2 separate regions of the Homo sapiens genome follow, and region 2 is linked to region 1. The links are chromatin contacts, found by Hi-C or POLR2A ChIA-PET in ENCODE. All regions are on one chromosome and are shown on one strand. Each heading gives the region's core, a stretch centred on a gene start or an enhancer-like site at or near the end of the contact. The rest is flanking DNA. Distances are from core to core; before and after follow the strand shown. Region 1 holds the start of WWOX-AS2 (WWOX antisense RNA 2). Region 2 has its middle 320 kb from the start of MAF.

Evidence for each region. Hi-C counts contacts between places; a loop is a spot of excess contacts on that map. ChIA-PET counts read pairs that join two places held with the same protein, here RNA polymerase II (POLR2A). Pooled maps may share reads with other maps.
Region 2: a loop to region 1 is called in a pooled map, with 2.1 times the contacts of the local background. The contact joins the enhancer-like site here to the promoter of WWOX-AS2 in region 1. A Hi-C loop is called at or near these places in 3 of 50 pooled maps. POLR2A ChIA-PET finds 5 or more read pairs at or near these places in 2 of 52 experiments (T-cell and activated CD4-positive, alpha-beta memory T cell).

The regions. Positions count from the first base shown.
Region 1 is chr16:78,497,198-78,502,999 of GRCh38, reverse strand. It overlaps WWOX-AS2 (WWOX antisense RNA 2), which reads left to right and starts at 2,964. Exons shown (of 2, transcript XR_007065129.1): 1 at 2,964-3,051. All of the region lies in intron 8 of WWOX (WW domain containing oxidoreductase), which reads right to left.
Region 2 is chr16:79,280,678-79,286,479 of GRCh38, reverse strand. It overlaps a transcript of MAF not described here. Among named protein-coding and RNA genes, the nearest start is that of MAF, 320 kb to the left of the region's middle. Within about 2 kb of position 2,764, at least 3 of the 41 ENCODE cell types and tissues checked have a DNase peak (open chromatin) inside an H3K27ac peak, as active enhancers do.

The DNA of each region.
Region 1 (5,802 bases), core at 1,715-4,214:
TGCCGAGGCTGTGTAGTAATCAAAGATCGCAGCACCTTCCTTTCTTAGACAGCATCTCATTTCGCTCCTTGCTATCGCTGGAAGCAGGGAGGCCCAGAATAGAAAACGCCATTGCCTTCCTTCTTCACCTAAGGAGGAGCTCAGCCATTAACAGTTACGAGTCATACTGTAAGTAGAGCATGAAAAAAATCACCAACGTATCCCAGCCCCCTTTTCGAGATCTGCTGGCCTTGGCAATGATGACTTTTTTCTGATGCACAACATTTTAAGACACTTGCCCAGTGTCATAGACATCACTGCCAAGACATGTCATCAAAGGATATTGGAATGAAAACAGAAGTCCATGCTGAAACTTGTGGACAACACAGATGCTCATGGCAGCATTATTCATAATAGACACAAAATCCATGAACTAATGAATGGATACACAAAATGTGGTATATCCATACAATGGCGTATTACTTAGCCACAAAAAGAAATGATGAACTGGTAGATGCTGTCGCAGGGATAAACTTTCAAAACATGATGCTAAGAGGAAGAAACCAGACACAAGAGACGACTAACATATCACTCTATTTATATGAGGTACGCAGAATAGGTAAATCCATAGAAACAGCAAGTAGATTGGTTAGTGGTTGCCAGGAACTGGAGAGAGGAGGTATTTGGGGTGATGACTAAGGGGTCATTTTCTTGGGTTAATGAAAATGTTCTAAAACTGATTGTGATGGTGGATGCAAACTCTGAATACACTAAAAGCCATTGAATTGTACACCTTAAGCAGATGAATTATATGGTAGGCACATTATATATCAATAAAACTATTAAAGAAAATGAAAAGGATATTGGAGGGCTAAGGGCAGATAGGCCCTGCAAAGCTCCAGTGGATGTGTGCCTGGGAAGGAAGACAAGTATAAAGAAGAGAATAGCATTAGCATCCAGAGAAGTTGGCTAAAACCCTGAGTCAGGCTACGATACAATTCTTACTTTTGCAAAGGGGATAAGACTCAGGTCCATGCCCCCAGAAACCTTCTACGTTAACTCTGAGAGGAACCGAAATCTGACGATGGGCAGGTGGGACCACAGTGGTTTTCACCTTTCATTGCCACCCCAACCCCACCGCAACATCCTTCCCCACCATGGAGCCTGATTTCATTAGCCCAGGGCATCGCTAGTTTCACGTAACTTCTCAGATTCCAGCAGTTTGGGAGGCTGAGGTGGGTGGATCACTTCAGGTCAGGAGTTCGAGACCAGCCTGGCCAACATGGTGAAACTCTGTCTCTAATAAAAGTACAAAAATTACCCAAGCATGGTGGCGGATGCCTGTAATCCTAGTTACTCGGAAGGCTGAGGCAGGAGAATGGCGTGAAGCCAGGAGACAGAGGTTGCAGTGAGCCAAGATCCCACCACTGCACTCCAGCCTGGGTGACAGAGGAAGACTCCATCTCAAAAAAAAAAAAGAAAGAAAAAGAACTTCTCAGGTGGTTCTAACGTACAGCCCAAAGTGAGCAGTACAGTTTGAAAGAGAGCCAGCAAAAAGGTTGGAACTTTAAAGAAAAGCTGGGTGAGCTATTTTGCAGGCTGTCTCAATTTCTTACACATTCACAGATACCTAGACACTGCTGCAGCCGGCTAGAGGAGGTCATCTTAAGCTCTTGAAAATCTGAAGATTTTCATAAAGAATGCCAAAACATTTACACAAACAAAGATATCTGAACCAAGGGGTCTGCTTTTATTTATTTTTTTTTTATTTTGTGTTTTTACAACATGCAGGTGCTGCTCCAAAAAAGTTTTTCAAAAAAAAAAAAAGAGAAAGAAAGAGAGAGAAAGAAAAACATGTATTGCAGTGAGGGTATTTATGTTCAAAGTTCAGAAATTTGTGGGCATTAACTGAGACCTGGAATCCCTGCCATTCAGCTGACCCTCTGCCCTGCCCAACATTCTTCACTGTTAAATGCCTAAGAATAATAGCCTCCTCCACCTGCACCCCAGCAAAGTGAAACATATTTCCCTGGCTGGGTTTTAAGTCAAGCTAAACACCAGCAGACCTAAGCGTGGTACCTGCATCACTTGGCCGTCCAGAGAAAGAGACACACTGGCTTTGAATTCTTTTGGAACTTCTTTGAGCCAGAAAATATCGACTCCTAGCAGGCCCAGCACAGGCGCTGTTGTACATGCTCTCTGGGTCTGTACTGATCAATGACAATTTTGGTAAACACTGCCTGAATAATTCATCATAGAAAAAAGCTTTCGAATTAAATGATATTACTGGGGCTTCCAGCACAAACACACACGTGTTCCCGAAAAGCTAGTCCAGCTGGAAGACTGCTTGGAATAACCACGATGATACCCAAGCTAAGCCCCCCATTTTATAAATTGTAATGAGTCATCTACCTACCCTACCCTCAGTCATAGGAAAATGCTGTTGGAGCCTCAGCCAGGTGTTCCAGCAGCATGCACCTGGCACATCTTGCTATGGCTTCTCATGGTAAAATGCTACCATGGTTAACCCAACGCGGCAGCATGCAGCGATCTAAAAAAAAACAAACAAAAGCGGAACAAAGATAGATGAAGGGAAAAAGGAAGGAAGGAAGGAAAGAAGAAAAGGAGGAAGGAAGAAAGAAATGCAAAAATGTTGGCTGTATTTTGTGCAGAGTAAAACTGAATGGCAGCGGGAATAATTCAATTTAATCTTGGCAAGCGGAATGGAGACTTAGGAACCACAGCAAATGCCAAGCAATTCATACCTTCTGTTTTATTTTAAAGCCCCACCTTTCCCCACTGCACAAAGTCACACACACAATTAGTACTGCATTGACCGTAGGACTGGCAAAATTCTACACCAAAAAGCTATCCTTGGCTCAAAATGAGCTCATGCATTAGAATGGCACACCAAAAACCTCAATGTGTGCTTTGAACCATGCTAGTCTGCTTTGCTGTTGTGTTGTTTTGTATTTTCCCACAGGCAGAAACCAGGTTTTGACCCACTTCTTCTCCATCCCTCTACTGCTTTCTTTAAAGATTCAAAATGAGTCTCAGTGAGGCCTCAGAACGGTAAGGACCATTTGGTACTACTTAATCCTATTTAGGCAAGGCCAGGAATGTCTATTTATAGCACATTAAAGACGGAATGTAAGGGAGGGGTCCATGGCATGAAATTCAAGGTCTCAGCATCCAGAGACAATGGGACTTCCAGTGCCTTGGCCTCGATTTCTTACAAATGCGTTCCACGGATGTATTTGACAGAGGCTGGTGTCAAGTCCTGGGCTGGATACTGGAGCTACAGATTAAAAAAAATAAGACATGGTTCTTATCCTTAAGGAGTCAAAGCCTAATAGGGAAGAGAGTCGCAGGCACAAACAACTACCAGATGGTACAACTAGTGCTCTACACTAAGAGCCGGCAAAGGGGCCCTGGGCCAGGAGGCAGGAAGCCCGTCCACCGCCCGGCATTGTGGACTCAAGGAGACAGCTGATGAGTAATCTGCAGTCGCTGCTAGTTGCCAAAGAACGGAAAATCTCCATGAGTCCCACCTGACCACTTAGAAAGGTTAGCTATGGTAAAAAGTGAACAGGTGGGATACAAGCCAAAAGACAAATAAGACTATGAGACTATCACAAAGGGGCTGGTGGACAGCCAGGGGGTCTCCCGTGGGCCAAACCCATCCAGAAAGACTACAGAGCATGTGTGCCACCCCACCACCAGAAGCAAGGCCACACACATAAGAACATCGTAGCTTGCTGCCTTTCCACCACCTCCGCCCCCTCACCCCCCCAAAGCAAAGCCATCTCACTGAGCTAGGGCCAGCGTGGACACCTTCAAGTGTTAGATACGCACTATCACCGTGCATCACGAGGAAAGAGAAGGGCCCACATGGTTTTCATACTTAGGAAAATTCAGCTTTAATCAAACTCAGTTAATTATTGACTCAACAAGGATGAAACTACAATAAAACCATTTTTGCCAGAGGCCAAACTATTAAGAAACCTCGTGTACTTCATAGACAAAAAGCCTTCAGAAGTATTCCTTGAGCCTTCATAATATTCCATCTTAACAATCATTATTGTGCTTATCTCTCAATGCCAATAAAGGAGAGACAATCGAGGAAGTTGCCTATGTATTTAAGGAAAAAAAACAGACCAGTAACAGTGGCTCCTGCCTGTATTCCTAGCATTTTGGGAGGCCAAGGCAGGAAGACTACTTGAAACCAGGAGTTCGAGATTATAGTGAACTATGATCATGCCATCATGCCACTGCACTCCAGCCTGGGCAACAGAGCAAGATCTGTCTCTGTTTAAAAACAGAAAGAGAGAATGGGGAATCGGCCTAAGTAAATGCCGCTGCTCTCCTTTACAGAATTAGTGAAACAACAATGTCCCTTCTGAATTTTTCTTGCCATGAACATCTCCCAATCCTTGTGTGTTGCTCATTACCCTTTAGGCCAAAGGTGTGCAGCACTTTCTCGGTCTCTGTCACCTTCAACTCCTCATCAATAGCCTCACACCTTGTGCTTCTCAGTGGGTAGAGTTTTATCATAAGATTTGTGAGCAGGCCATGTGTGGTTTAGAAAAGGGGCTCTTCCTGAAAACCTTGCCCCTAGGTGGGGAAGGGGTGGGAAGAGATGTGCCTGGTCTATCAACTGTGAAATCACTGGCCTGAGCCCCATGAATTACAGCCTGCAATTTACAGAGCAATAAAATAAACCACAAAATACGCTTTAAGAAGTCTAACAGCATTATTTTTCTCCTCCTGCTTCATGGTGACAACCCTGATGCTTTTTTTTCTTTTTTTTTTTTTTGAGATGGAGTCTTGCTCTGTTGCCCAGGCTGGAGTGCAGTGGCACAATCTCGGCTCACTGCAAGCTCCACCTCCCATGTTCATGCCATTCTCCTGCCTCAGCCTCCCAAGTAGCTGGGACTACAGGCGCCCGCCACCACGCACAGCTAATTTCTTTTTGTATTTTTAGTAGAGACAGCATTTCACCATGTTAGCCAGGATGGTCTCGATCTCCCGATCTTGTGATCCGCCCACCTCGGCCTCCCAAAGTGCTGTCATTACAGGCGTGAGCTACTGCTCCCAGCCCCCTGATGCTTTGTTAAAAATACCAAATTCCCTTTAAAATGTGGGCTTTTTTAATTTTTTTATAATTCTCAGTAACTCCGGTGTATAATCTACCATTTATTGATTTATTTATGATAAAACAACCTCTCATTGTGAAAAACAGCTAAGGGTGACATCTCCAGACCCAACCACTGTCCCTGTAATGTCCTGCTGAGAGTCCACATTTTGGAAATCCAATCATGAAGAGTGATTAGACCTAATCAAACAAGTATTTATTCAACACACAATAATGCTAGATGTTGGAAGGGCCATTTTTACATCAGATTCTTTTCTTGCATTTACGCTGTGTGTACATTTTGAATATTAACCCCTTATCACATGTGTGGTTTGCAAATATTCTCTTTCTGTAGGATGCTGCTTCACTCTGTTCATTGCTTCCTTTCTGTAAAGAAATTTTTTAGATTGTTGTAATCCCAGTTGTCTATTTTTGCTTTTGCTACCTGTTTTTCGGTTCATATACAAAAACACTCATTGTGCAGACCAGTGTCATGGAGCTTTCCTCCTTGTTTTCTTCTACTAATTTTACACTGTCAGATCTTATGTTTAAGTCTCCAATCCACTTTGAGTTGATTTTTCTATATGGTGTGAGGTAAGAAAAGAACAAATTCTGAATAAAATTGGAGGAAAAGCTAGAATCAGAGCAAAAAAATGAGTATGTGCTGTGGAATCATTTGGTCAACTTCC
Region 2 (5,802 bases), core at 1,515-4,014, 780 kb before region 1:
CAAATGTATCAAGAACCCACTAAGTAGTTGGCAGTGAATTTATGCTATGAAACTATCTGCTACTTGATGGTGGGGCCAACTTTTCAATATCAGGTGACCTCAGCTTCCTTCTCTAGCAGAGGATAGTACAGAGGACTTTTCTAAGAAGGTTCCATAGTTTCTGTAGGCTTCACTTTGCATCATCACCTCATTTTCCAAACCAAACTTGCCTGTTCACCTAGATAGACTTTCTGGGGAGAGTCTTTGGAATGCTGTAAATTCTAAACGGTTTTTAAACAAAAAAGTATTTAAAAAGTATTTTAAAAGTATTTTAAAAGAAAAACCAGCTAGCTACTGCTTATTAAGGGCTGACTAGTTGGCCCATATCACCCAGATGCCTATCAATATTGATCTTATTTGATCTCTCAATAAACTTATTAGGTAGGAACTGTTATCATTTCCTCTGTAAACTGAAGTAGCCAGTGGGAGGTAGGGCCAGGGTTTAAACACACACTGTCGTGCTGTAGAACCCAAACTGTACTGAGTCATCGTCCCTAAATATGGGGGCAGAGATGGTGCCCCTTTGGCTCAGCCAGTTGTGCAGTGGGAATAATTTGCCACACTGCCCTTAGGAACAGTGGTCCCTTCTGTGAGCACCAGAATTGCTCCTGGAAAGAATGGCAGTGCAGACCTCAGTGTGCGCTGGTCACGTTGGGGAAGTCACCTCCCGCCTTCCTGCAGGACGTCAGTGCCCTCATTTGGTGGTGAGTCCTGCGGTGCCCTCTGGCCTTGCGGAATCCAGCTCCTGAGCAGCACACTTTCAGGATTTCAGGGTGGTTTCTGAGTAATGGATTCCCCACCCCTGGAGGCCACCAGAATCACCATGGTAAACTTCCTATAAAAGCAACATCCAGAGTCCCACTCCCAGAAATTCAGAGTCAGCGGTTCTAGAGAGGAGTCAGGAGCTTGCGTTTTGCACAAGCCTTCCCTGCTCCCCACACCTAGGGGACTCTGATGTAGGTGTCCAGGGACCAAATTTTCGGAAAAACTGCTGTCCCTATTTTCCAGCTGTACAGCTTAGGCATTCTCGTCCCTAATCCTAAAGGAGCTATCAAGAAGGAAGCCCTAATTCTAGGTCCAAGGCCACTCGTGGCTAAACAGTGCCCAGAATGGACCTAAGGAAAGCGGGGCCGTATATATTATGGCTTAAAGACCTAACGAAAGGGGGGCCGTATATATTAAAAATATTTTTTTAATAGATATTTTTTCCAAAGTCCAGTCTGCACTGACAGGCAATATTTCTTTAAAAGCTGCTGGGGAGAGCAGCAGACAAATGCCTATGAAGCCAGGCATCCCTCAAGGAATTTAAATGGGTCAGGAACTCTTAAAGAATTTAAATGAGCATGAAATAGGTATGGAAGGTTTTCTGGGCCAATATGCAAGCCAAATAGTAAATAACTATTTTCAGCACTGAGTTTGGTTGGCAAATTTGCATATACATGTGATGCCGTACGTTTCTATTTTTACCATGTAAATCTGCAATCTGTAAAGAGAGCCGCGTGCCTTCGTGGAAATCCAGGCTTGGACTGTTGGCTGGGGGGAGAGCTGATTTTCAGTCTGGCTGGACCCAGAGTTCTGTATTTTTAACGAGTCCAGGTGACTGAGAGATGAGCAGAAAAGAGGCACGGTGCACACTTGAAGTTTGTTCTCAGGTTGAGCCCTCATAGTGCCCAGATTTCCCCCAAAGCAAAGTGTTCATGCCTGAAAAACGGAAGTTAAAGTGGAAAGTTTGACATTTTCCTGTGACACCAGCCCTGCACAGTTTGAAACAACTTCCCAACCTTTCTTAAAAAGTCACCCTTGTTTTATGACTAACATTATTATTATCGATGATTATATCATTGGGATTATTATGATGATGGTCAAAATGTGAGAAAAGCATTGGCAGACATCTGCCGAACTAGAAATATCTCTGCTCTCTTTCCTGGTGCCCTTTTATGTTAGGCGTCTGCAATGAGCTAGATGTAAAGGTTTTGGGTAAATTTTTTGATGCCTTACTTTAGGCCCAGCATATAGTTGCCACTCAGGTATTTTGTAATTACCCAGTGGAACCCTCTAAGGGGTGATGTTGCCAAGTGAATGGGGCATTTGCCTTTGGATGGTGTGGAAGTAGTACCCGTCCTTCACCTTTTCTTGCTGCAAGAATGCATATGGCAGAAAGAAGGAAGTGCAACATCTTTCATATCAAGACCTTCATACCAAAGGGAGTTCTGCTGGGGTAGAAGGCGGATGGAGGTGGTTTGCCATAGCTTGTTTGCTTTAAGCTCCTGGGCGCAAAGCTTGCTGAAGGGTCAGTGGTGTTCTGCTAAATCGCCACTTAATACCAGCAATTTCTAGCACAAATATCAGGAGATTAACTTTATTAAAATACCTTGTAGTTGAGGAACATGGTAAGTGTAAATTTGTGCTAAAAGGACCCTTGTTCTGCCATCAATCACTACTATGGGGCTTTGTCTTTTTTTTTTTTTTTTTTGAGGAGGAGGTGCAGGGGGTAGATTATGGTTTCACTTAAATGGAAGGTGAGTGAAGCAGATTAGCTCCCCAGCTACCCCGTGCAGGAGACACTGGCATGTCTGTTTGAGGACAGGCCAAGCAGCTTGGTGAAAGTTCAGGTGCATCTGCCCAAGGTCTCTGGAGGTAGTGCAAGTGCCAAAGCAGCGTGCAGGTTCTGTGCGGCCTGTGCTTAGTTCTCAGATACTTTCATTTTCAGAATATTAGTTCCTTTGTCAGAGCTAACCCAGAGTCTGTAATGATTGCTGAGCAATTGGTTATGGCGACACTACCATATTTGGACAATTTTCAGAAACTACCTAAGATTTTTATGACAGCTTCAAAGACTTGCAAAATGTTTTTTAAGAGATCTTTTTAATCGTTTTTTAAAAGTTTGTCATTCCCTTTCTTTCAGTCATCAGAAAAGCATATAGGTGACCTAAAGGCGTTGGATGTAGAATTTGGGACTACAAATTAAGCATTTGAGGATCTTTTTAAAATACAAAGATTTATGCTTACACTGCTCTAGAATGAGGAGAACTTTTTACCAATTTTAAGAAGCTTTTAAAAAGAATATATTGCAAATTCTAGCCCAAAGTGTAAACTTTCTGGAATGTACTTATTGTGAACTGGGAGGAAGTTTCATATGTCTAATGTAACATGGCGTGCTTTTCTAGAAAGATGGTTTTCTTTGTTCATCATTGAGTTTAAAAATTATTATCTTACACAAACCCTATCCATTCATCCATTCATCCATCCATCCATTCATCCGTCCATCTATCCACTCACGCCATAAATATGTGAAGGACATTCACAATGCCTGGTACTGTGCTGGTTGCAGTTACCAGAGATACAAAGATGAATCAGAAACATTCCCTATTCCCCACCCTCAAGGAGCTCAGAATCTGGTACAATAGACCCTTGGCAGGTGCAGGTTTGACATTTGTGGTTTTGACTATTTGTGAGTAACCCAAAGCTTTATGACTTCCTAACTTGTCATTTTTGCTGCTTCATGGGTTTGAAACATGCCTTTGATGAAACTCATAAGCAAATAGGACCCTTTGGATTAATGAATGGGTTTAGCTGACAGCCCACAGTCCACCCTGAGACTAGCTTTGTAGTTCTGCACCCAAAATCATTCTCCTCAGGCGATAAAATACTGTTCAAGGGAGAATATTAAACCCCCAGATGAAACCACCTGCCAATGCTATTTATTAAACTAAAGAGAAAGTAAAGAGATCTACTTACAGTTTTGATTGGAGAGATCATATGACAAACTGATACTGAGTAATTTGAGAATTTGCACCTTCCTAATCTAAAAGGTCTTCTTTGGCTAAAGAGAGTTGAGTTCATTCTGTTACCGTAGCCTTTGGGGAAGCGGTGACTGTGGGGCCAGTTATAAGTATTCCTGGGACTCCAAGTTGCAGGACTTCTGTCACTTAAAGATTCAGATCACCTTAAAGATTCAGGCTCCCACTCTTTGGTGACACCATTAATATTTTCCTTTTAGAGGAGGGATACCCTAGTGCCCACATCACTGATGCTACATTAGTGGTTATTCTGGTTCTGCTGTTTTTATGATCACAAAGTTAAAAGAGAAATTGATCCACCAACCTCCTAACAGTTTTATAATCTCCTCTCCCAGGGAACTTGGGGTGGCTTCCTTAATGCCTGGGCCATGGATATTTACAAAATACCACTCCGAGTCTCCATTCCACTTTGAAACCACGGGTGTCCCCAGTTTAGACAGACTTTTGGCTTCCTAATTGGCATTTCTAGAACTCATGGCACTAGGCTAATTTTTGTATTTTTAGTAGAGACGGGGTTTCACCATCTTGTCCAGGCTGGTCTCGAACTCCTGACCTCGTGATCCAACAGCCTCGGCCTCCCATAGTGATGGTATTACAGGCATGAGCCACTGCACCCGGCCTTTTTTAACTCTTACCTTCAAGACCCAGACACCAGGACTCCTGTTGGATTGTTCCATATCAAACTATCCTGGGGTGAGATTGCAGATCAGTATCCTCATTGTGGTCCTTGCTAGCCACACACAGAAATGCAGGGTTCTACAATTAATACAGGAGTTTAGGGGAGAGTGTGTGCTGTAGGCGTAAAGGATTGTAATGGATTTTCCGATGAGCACTTTAGGAGGCTGAGGCAGGCAGATCACAAGGTCAAGAGATGGAGACCATCCTGGCCAACATGGTCAAACCCCGTCTCTACTAAAAAGACAAAAATTAGCTAGGCGTGGTGGTGCACCTGTAGTCCCAGCTACTGAGGAGGCTGAAGAAGGAGAATCGCTTGAACCTGGGAGGCGGAGGTTGCAGTGAGCCGAGATGGCGCCACTGCACTCCAGCCTGGCGACAGAGCAAGACTCCCTCTCAAAAAAAAAAAAAAAAAAAAAGTCTTCAAAGAGTGAGCTTTCTCAAGGTGCTTGAGATGGGATTTCATATACAAACAACTGAATTACAAACCTTTTTTCAGGAATACAGCTCACTTGCTTAAAGCAAGGCTCACCTTAAATATTTGGTATTAAGTACCCTATGGCTCTCTTTTTTATTTGTTATGACCTCTGACTTCTTTTATTAAACCATAGATTGTATTTTCTAACTCTTTTTAGAGGCTTTCTTTCATCTTTCACGATCATCCCCCTAGACTTTGGGATTAGCTGGAGCATTTACCTAATACCCTTTGCTCATTACCCTCCATGTCCTTTTTTTTTTTTTCATATTGAAACTATTGGTTAAATGTATGTGCAAAAACAAGAAAAGGTATGTGCACATCTTCCGTCCAACCTCCTATCTTCTACTTCTTCCCTCTGGTAGCCTCTGGATAATCATTCATCCTCTATTTGTCTTCGTCTCTTCTTCCTCTTCCTCTCTGCTCTTTTTCCTTCTGTCTCTTTTTCTCCCTGTCTCTTGCTGCTTTTTCACCTGCCTTTATCTTTGCTTCTTCCCCTCCCATTCTGATCTGGGAGACACTCCTTTCTCAGGGTCGGGGGTGGCAATCACTAGACTGCTTTGACAATGGATCAAGGAAGAGGGAAACTAAATCTTCAGAGTCAATTCATACTCAATAAGGAATCCGCATCAGAGTCCTTTAAAATGTTCCCACGCTGTCTTAGGTGCAGTTCCTGAGGAGTACAATGGGAGAGAGTGATTCCTGGTGAGCAGTGTAGTGACAGGGAAGCCAGGATAGGAGCTAGTAATGCAGGGGCTGGACAAGACAGTGGATGGAGATGTGGGTTCAGCTGAAGTCTAGCATCACCCTGAG